Linked DNA regions of Mus musculus: region 1 is linked to region 2. The links are chromatin loops, found by intact Hi-C in ENCODE. Cell type or tissue: left cerebral cortex. All regions are shown on one strand. Links, peaks and the distances in the headings refer to the core of each region. The heading gives the core; the rest is flanking DNA. Region 1 overlaps Gm36549 (a long non-coding RNA gene). Region 2 overlaps 4930447K03Rik (RIKEN cDNA 4930447K03 gene).

Region 1 (4,392 bases), core at 115-4,114, 52 kb before region 2:
ATAGCCAGTCCTGGGAGGAGGCAGAACAAAAGCTCACGCTCCTCCCCTCCCTTCCCCCATCCCCTCAGCTTGCGATGCCGAAGCAGATCCACCATGAATCCCTGCCTGGGGAGGAGGGGCAGATGGACTCGGTTTAGTTCAGGTTATTCCTAAAATGATTAAAGCGCTCTTCTCACATTGGCGACTCGCAGCCTGTGTGTAATCCTGTCATCCGACTGTCCCTCTGATTCCCCACAGAGGGCCCTTTGAGCACCGGGGACTCGACACCTCCACCAAGTTGTGGGCGGGTCCGTTCTTGGCACAAAAGAGGCTCCTTTGCTGAACTATGGCTGCTGCGGCGAGGCTATTTCTGGGCTCGCTTTCTCTTCCTGGTGATGAAAACAAGCACGTCCACCCAGTAAATAAAGGCGAAGCCAATGAAAGCAGCTGTATTTCAAGGAGAGCCGGGGGACAAGCCAGAGAATAAATGAACAGATCCAGTGACAAAATGTCCATTCATTGGCTTCGCCCGGCAAACATTTACTGAAGGCATCTGTGCACCCGGCACTCTACTGAATGCTGGAGAGACACAAAGATGCCCTTGAGAACGGTGACCACCGCCTCTCCTCCACTGGAATGGGATGAATATTAACCAAACACAGCACCTAAAAGAACGGGGGATATGTGGGATGTTTGAATCATCTGTGAAACATGAATGAATTCCACAAGTGATGTTCAGCATCTGCTCAAAGGGTCTTATTTGTAATACCAGTCCAAAACAATCGACAATCAATCTCACTGATTCTAATGATAATTGTATGTAGTTTTATCCAGAAACCCACTCTTTGATAGGCAAGTAGCAGGGCAGTCGTCAATCCAACAATTATTGATGTCCCACTGTGTGGGGAGGCCACCAGGGAGCACAACAGAATGAGGTAGACAAAGATATTTTTAGAGAAAGAAAAAGAGAAGCAAATAACTACAGTACAGCTCAGCAAAGGCTAGACATGAGCAGAGTGACTTAGGCTCTTGGAGTGAGCACAGCGAAGTATGAGGGCTTCCTGAAAGCAGCTAAGTCAAAGCCCAGGGTGTGGGTGAGTCAAAAGAATAGAATAGGGAGCAAAAGCATCCAAGAAGCCAATCTGGGGGATGCAGGGGGATCAGAAGGTAGAGGCATCACTAAGCCAAAGTTAGGGACGCAGAATGGAGTGGAGAGAAGCCTTTATAGAAGCCAGGAAAACCGCAATGGAAGGGGGTGTGGGAGGGCAGAACTTAACTCAGTAAAATGTTCTCACTTGACTGACCTCTAGAAAACCTGTCGGCTGAGTGTCTGGGGCTCCCACTCAGTCAGGCCACCTTATCTTAGGAAGGAAGGAGATTCTGGCACCTGCTACTACATGGAAGAACCTTGAGCTCATTATACAACCTGAAGTAAGCCACACAGAAAGGGATAACTGCTGGGGCGTGTATCTCAATGGTAAGAGTGCTTGCTTGATCCTCAGAACCACAAAGCCTAATAAAGAAGAAGAAAAGCACAAAGGGCCGGCATATCTAGTATGAGACACATACAGAGTCATCAGGTTTCTAGAAACAGACAGTAGCATGGGAGTTGTCCAGCCAGAAAGAAAGGTGACTAAACACTCCGTGGCTTCAGATTTGTGACATCAGTATGTTCTGGAGGTGGATGGTGCTGGTGCTAGCACAATAGTACATTTCTATATGTGTATTTTACCACAATCAAATATAAGAAATTTAAGGCTGAAGAGATGGGTTAGCAGCTAAAAGCCTTAGCTGTTCTCGCAGAAGACTGGGTTTTTATTACCAGCCACTACACAGCAGCTCATAATTATGGTAACTTCAATTCCAGGGAATTCCATGTCCCCCTTCTTACCACCAAGAGCACTGCATATACACAATGTGGGTGAAACAGTCCATACACATAATATAAAATAAATCTTTAAAAAATTATGTTAGCCAGGCGTGCGGTGGCACATGCTTTTAATCTCAGTCCTTCGGATGCAGAGGCAGGCGGATCTCTAAGAATTCTAGGTCAACCTGGTCTACAGAGTGAACTCTAGGACAACCAGGGCTATCCGGAGAAACCCTGTCTGGAAAAAAAACAAAACAAAACAAAGCAAACAAACCAAAAAACCCACAAGTTGGCAATTACATGCTCTGTGACAAACACTATTATCAGACCCTCTCTGGAATGTCTAGGCCTCAGAGCAACCACATGAGGGAGATGTACACACAGAGCTTCAGTTCTCAGCCTGTGGGTGGTAATCCCTTTGACAACACGAGGGTTAGAAAGGTTGAGAACCAGTGATGTGCAGGAGCAGAATAGGTTAAGAAACTTGCCTCTGGACCCTCACAGGTTAGTAGGGAGTTGGCCCTGGGATTCCTGACATAAAGCTGAGCGCCTTATAATTATAAATTATTCACATGTATATACTTTATAATATCTGGGGCTTGGAAACTGAAGTAACAAGGGGTTATGTGTTTTTCCTGGCCCTGAAGACGCAGGCACCCAGGTCCTGGTCTCCAAGTTGTGCTTGCTCCTTGTTCTCGCATGTTAGGCTGCTCCAGAAAGCCATAAAAATAAAGGCCAGCAGAAGATTCCAAGAGACAGATACAGTCAGGGAAAGACAGGGTCACCTTGCTACTACCACCTTGAGACTCAAAGAGTGGCTGGCTTTCAAGGACTACCATCTCTTTACAATCGGGAATTTAGATGAGAAGTCTGAGGCCCCAGAGCTCTAGATCTTAGGGCACTCACTGACTCTTGAAGGTGAGTCTCAAGTCTTTGTGAGCCTTGCCTCCTATGGTTTGTATGTGTCTTTCCTGTATTGGAAACAGCGTTTTGGTGTTTTGTTTTGTTTTGTTTTGTTTTTAATAACATTTTAATTTATTGTGTTTGTGTGTATAGGCACACTGTGGCACACATGTAAACACCAGAGGTCAACTCTGTGGGTGCATTTCCCCTTCTGCTGTGTGAGTTCCAGGGATGGAGCACAAACTATCAGACTTAGGTGGAAGTGCCTTTATCCACTGAGATTTTTCCTCCAGACCCATGTCTTGGAAACATGACTCCAATAGTGTTGAGAGGTAGAACCTTAAAGGGGTGCTTAAGCCATAAAGCTTAATTGTTCTCAATTGAGTGGATTCTATACAAAAAGATAAATTCAGATCTAGCCTCTCTCACTGGAATATTGGAATACAAACACACACACACCTTGTCTTTCCTGTCTTGCTTTCTATCTTCCACTTCTTGTCAGGAAATGATGTAAGAAAAAAAGCCCTCGCTAGATATGGCCACTCAATCTTGGACTTCCCAGCCTTCAGAATCATGAACCAAATCAATTTCTGTTCATTATGATCATCCAGGATAGTATCCATTACAAGAGCATAAAATGGAATAAGATAATGCTATTTGAAAGTAGGCTTTAGTGGATGGCAACATAGCTCATCAGTAGAAGGCTTGCCCTAGACTCGCTCCATAGTACTACAAAAGGATCCCTCAGACCCAGGGATGCCAATGTGAGGTTTAGTCTACCTTTCCATCCTGTGACCCACTTACTGATAGAGGTAAGTATAGTCTTAAGATTTCCAGCAGGAACCAGTACCCTCAGAGCTCCTTGGAACTATACCACCAATCAAAGAAAACACATGGCGGAACTTGTGGCTCTAGCTATATATGTAGCAGAGGATGGCCTAGTCGGTCACCAATGGGAGGAGAGGCCCTGGGTCCTGTGAAGGTTCTATGCACCAGTATAGGGGAAGGCCAGGACCAGGAATGGGAGTGGGTTGGGGAGCAGGGGGAGGTGGGAGGGGATAGGGGATTTTTAGAGGGGAAACTAGGAAGGGGGATAACATTTGAAATGTAAATAAAGAACATACCTAATTAAAAAAAAAAAAGATTTCTAGCAGGGGGCTGAAGAGATGTTCCGGTGCACTGACACTCTTCCAGAGGTCCTGAGTTCAATTCTGTAATAGAACTCAATGACCCAATGCCCTCTTCTGGTGTGTCTGAAGACAGCAACAGTGTATTCATATACATAAAATAAATCTTTAAAACGATAAAAAAAAAAACCCAGATTTTCAGCTGGAAGCCCGCAGTGAATGCTTCCTCAGAGAACAGAGACAGGCTCCACAGTGGCTGCAGCCGATGCCCTGCCCTGCCTTTCTCACTCCCTGGTACAAACAAGACTGGCACACATGTGCTCTCTCCTGCAGAGTCCTGTTGGGTCAGGAGCACTGCCCATTCTGAGAGCTGTTTTTTTTTTTTTTTTTTTTCTGGTGTCTCTCTCAAGTTCAAAGCTAGACATACACAAATCTAGGTTGGCATTAAGCTCTCTGTTTACTTATTACTTAGTACAACCAATTTACTAACAAATAGGACTGGAAATAACTTAG
Region 2 (4,392 bases), core at 99-4,098:
AAGAATTAAAACACAGGAAATAAGACATAGCAACTTTTATTAAAAGTAAAAGTGTGTACAAGAATACCACCCCCAACACACACACACATACACACACACACACACACACACACACACACACACACACACACACGACAAACTAACTCCTTACAAGTAGGAAGAGCCAAAAACTGAAATTTGTACCACTATCCCCAGGAGAGCTCAGCTCTTATAAATGTTTATGATAGAGTAGATCTCTGTCTCCTCATCTTTAACTGGTCAAATTAGACAAAGAAAGTGAGCTGACTGGCTTACAGCATCCAGGGTCAACGCCTGGCTAGGATGCATCAGGGCAGGGCAGCCAGAGGGAGTTCACCAAGGAAAGGAGGAAGCCTGCCAACTCTTTGTCCTGGGTGACAAAGGAGCCAGAAGAATGCCACCCTGTTTATGCGTGGCCTCTTTCCCCATCTGCCTGCCTACCAGAGTGTTCTCTGACTGGTATATTCTTGCATGCACTGCCCTTTCCAGAGCACAAAGCCTGCCTGCATACCATGTCAAGTCTGGAGAATTTGCCAGTCAGTTCCACCGACTAGCTCCAGGTCCTGGCAGAAGATGGCTTTCCATACCTCAGATCCGAGCTTACTGCTCCCTATCCCAATGGGCCAGGACCACAGTGAGGTTCCTGCCTCTTGACCATGACCTGTGGCTGCTCTGCAGCTAGTAGTTGATATCTGAAATGGTAAGTGAAGATGTAATGCTGGTTCCCAGATGGGTCCTATGAATATTACCAGGGGTGAAGGATTTTAGCAATGTGCAGAAGTTTGAATTTCATTCACGTAGGTATCAGGAGGGCAAGTGTGTCTCTGGTTCTCTGTAGTGAGCTAGGGAAATGCTTTGGATAAATGAAGGCAGAAAGGCGAAGGTGGTCATGGCATGGATGGCTGCTACCTCTTCCTCCGACACACCTGGAGGGCAAATTCCTTAAGTTCCAGAGACCCAGATTGACTAAGGAAGTGCACAGTAAGCAAAGACCTGGTACAAGGCCAAACAGGATATGTGACACAGAGACGTGTTAGCCCTGTTCCCATCCTGCTCTGGGAACTGGAAAGGACACTTCAGAGCCTTTTCCCATGGGCAGGGTGATGGGTGTGGAGGGTGCTCTTTCTTTTCTTATGGGTTTCAAAGGGTTCCACGTCATGTGAATAAAGAGGACTCCTTCTTGGTCCCCCACAAAAATAAGGAGAGAAAAGGAAAACCAGGGTGTGAATAAAAATAGAAGTGAGCTCAGTGCTCTCACAAGCAAGGTTCTCAATGGATCTGGACCTTCAGTGAGTGGAAAGAGCTCATTTGCAATGGAATCCCACGATCAGGCTTCTGGGCTTTCTGTTTTCGCCACATTCACACCCCAACAAAGGACTGTGGCATCATCACTAAGGCAGGAAATGAGGGGGTGAGTAGACATTGGCTGCATTCCCCCTTCTTCTGAGTTCAGACAGACAGTCCTGGAGGCTGGGTGCTGGTTGCCTAGGAAACAGCTTGGATGTGAAACTAGAAAAAGCTCTATCAGCATCAGGAGATGCAATTACTGGTTTTTGTTTTGTTTTGTTTTGATTTTTTTCTTCCTTTCTTTCTGGTATTGTGTGATGCTAGGGGTGGGGAGGAACATTCCTTTAACGCTTCTGAGCCAATTTTTTTCACACATAAGGAGACAGGTTATATTCTACTCGCTCCCACTCCCCCTCTTTCCCCTTCCCCCTCCCCTTCCCCTTCCCCATCCCCCTCCCCCTCCCCCTTTCTCTCTCTCTCTCTCTCTCTCTCTCTCTCTCTCTCTCTCTCTCTCTCTCTCTCTCTCTCTCTCTCTCTCTCTCTCTCTCTCTCTCTCTCTCGCATCAAAACCGGTACTGAGCCTAGCAAACACTTGGCATGGCTTTCATCTCTTGTCTCCCACCCACACAGCCAGCTTGCTGCACTTAACAGGCACCAGCTGAATAATCAGGATGTGATAAGAAAATAGGTTGGTAGTGAGAACTTCATCTTTGTAACTTTCATGATAGTAAAAACTTAAGTTTCATGGTGCAGTGTTAGATTATCAATCGTTTGTAAACCAAAACATCACTAGAGATGCAAATGTGTCTAACCACTTCTGAAAAATATAGTTATTGTTTTCTGTTTGAATAAGCATAGCTACATAGTGGGGATGTATGCTGAAGTTTCTCGTTAGGTCACTCATTTTCCTCTACTTGTATTCAGACTCAAGTGAAATGGATGTGGAGTCAACAAACAGCAGGAGCCACCTGTCTGTGGAAGAGCAACGAGACTTTTAATACCACTGCGCTAACAGGAGAATTCAGACTCCACGTACAGATAATGCTGGACTACCCCTGCCACTCCCAAATTTAGCTCCCAGCCAGGGAACCATGTCTCACAAGGAGGAGCTCTTAGTCAACATGCACTGCAAAAGACTTAAAAATTTCAGGTCGGTTGTTTAACGAGCAAAGCAGGTGTTGTTTAGACTACCAGACTTCTGCTTCCAGGCTATGAGGCTATCATTTCACCAGCTGTGGGTAGCTGGAGCTAGTGGGTATACCTGAAGTGTTGTCTTCAGATAAAGAGGAGATGACTGGCCTTTGTCACCTTGATGGCCAAGACTGATCAGAGGAAAGGGAGTAGAGGGACTGTAGGCCTCAATGCGGGGCATCTATGAAAAGTTCCCTAGGATAGCAAATATCACAACAGGGGCTGCACAATTCAGTTCTTGACTTCCTCAGCCCTCTTTCTTCTAGTTTGCACCACTCTTTGTGTGTAGATCTTTGTCTTTCCCTGCAAGGAACTGGCTTGAGAAAATTAATTTCAAAGAAACTACACTCTGTACTTAGATTGTAAGATGTGATAGATGCCCCCATGACAGACCACCCCACCCCATGGAGAATTGTATCTGAAAGCCTGTTTTCAGTTATTTTCTTCAGGTAGTTGTTACATGATCGTGTTTCCCTCAGTTTTTTCCCCCAGTTCCTCTCTGCTCATCTCTTCCTATCAGTCTGGTGTTGAACCTTTCAGGTGATTCTTACTGCTTCTCTCCTGCTTCCCATCCTCTGTTCTTCTTACTCCACTTTCTACAAGACTTGTCTCACTTTTCTTTCAGTTTCTCCATTGAGTTTAGTTGATGTTAATACATTTTGTGGTTCCCAAGATCTTTTTAAAAAATTCTTTAGATTTTAGTTTTATTATTATTATTATTTGAGGCAGAGTCTCCCTCTATAGCTTAGGCGGTCTTAGAATTCATTATGTAGCTCAGACTTACCTTGAATTCACGGTAATCCTTCTGCCTCAGCTCTCTCAGAACTGAGATTACAAGTGTGAGCCCCCACACCAAGCCAATTTTCTACTCTTATTTCATGGACTCACTGTTTGGTCTAAAGATACTTATGAGGTTTTTAACTATTTTTCTTCTCCTTACATGATATCTGTATATCTCCTTTCTCTGTGTTTACTTGGGCCTCCTGGTAGAGTAAGTAAGGTTTAGTTGCCTCTCCATTTTTTGAGATCCACTTTTATTTTTGATCACATGTATGTGTATGTGTGTGTCAGTATGTGCATATGAGTGAAGATCCCCAAGGAGCCAGAGGTTTCAGATATCCTGAATCTAGAGTTACAGGTAGTTATGAGCTGAGTCCTGAGGACCAACTCTAACCTAAGAGCAATCAGGGCTTTTAACCTATAAGCCATCTCTCCAGCCCTATGAATGCTCATTAAAAAACATTTTAAAAAATATTTTATGTGTATTTTTTGTCTGCATGCATGCATGCATGTGTATCACACGACTGCCTGGTACCCACAGAGGCCAGAAGACATCAGATCCTCTGGAAGCAGAGCTCTAGTTGAAAGTCACTATGTAGCTACCAAGAATTGGGCTCTGGTCCTCTCAAAGAGCAAGAAAAGCTAAATGCTACATAATTTCTCCAGTTCTTAGAAAAGCTTTTAAAATTTATTTATTTATTTATTTATTTATTTATTTATTTATTTATGGAGAGAGTTGCATGTGCCATAGCCACATGTTGAGGTGAGAGAACAACTTGCAGAAGTTGGTTCTCTTCTCCTATCATGTGGGATCTGAGGGATTGAATTCCATTGGCCAGGTTTGGTGGTAAAGGTACCCGTACTTGGTGAGCAATCTTACTGACCCATGCCTATTCATATTTATAAGAGATGCACTAAAAAGATGATTGAGCTGGGCGTGGTGGCGCACGCCTTTAATCCCAGCACTCGGGAGGCAGAGGCAGGCGGATTTCTGAGTTCGAGGCCAGCCTGGTCTACAAAGTGAGTTCCAGGACAGCCAGAGCTATACAGAGAAACCCTGTCTCGAAATACCAAAAAAAAAAAAAAAAAAAGATTGAAATCTCTGAATCTGTTGTG

The links. Hi-C counts contacts between places; a loop is a spot of excess contacts. Peaks named below come from ENCODE experiments on the same cell type or tissue, not always from the same donor. Only the 100,000 strongest peaks of a DNase experiment are listed, where the experiment ranks them.
Region 1: a loop joins it to region 2, with 3 times the contacts of the local background. A loop is called at or near these places in 5 of 42 quality-filtered maps.

What each region holds. Positions count from the first base shown.
Region 1 is chr13:34,144,979-34,149,370 of GRCm38, reverse strand. Gm36549 (a long non-coding RNA gene) reads left to right here. Exons shown (of 2, transcript XR_382179.3): 2 at 238-939. Among named protein-coding and RNA genes, the nearest start is that of Gm36549, 3.8 kb to the left of the region's middle. RefSeq lists an enhancer at 1-1,443. In left cerebral cortex, for the core only: CTCF peaks have their summits at 239, 2,207 and 3,988 (motif pointing left); DNase peaks (open chromatin) are centred at 349, 952 and 2,264; H3K4me3 peaks cover 699 bases; H3K27ac peaks cover 1,030 bases.
Region 2 is chr13:34,093,293-34,097,684 of GRCm38, reverse strand. It overlaps 4930447K03Rik (RIKEN cDNA 4930447K03 gene), which reads left to right. Exons shown (of 5, transcript NR_046184.1): 3 at 2,230-2,455. Among named protein-coding and RNA genes, the nearest start is that of Tubb2a, 17 kb to the right of the region's middle. In left cerebral cortex, for the core only: no CTCF peak of the experiment used is centred there; DNase peaks (open chromatin) are centred at 453, 1,423, 1,935 and 2,266; H3K27ac peaks cover 1,756 bases.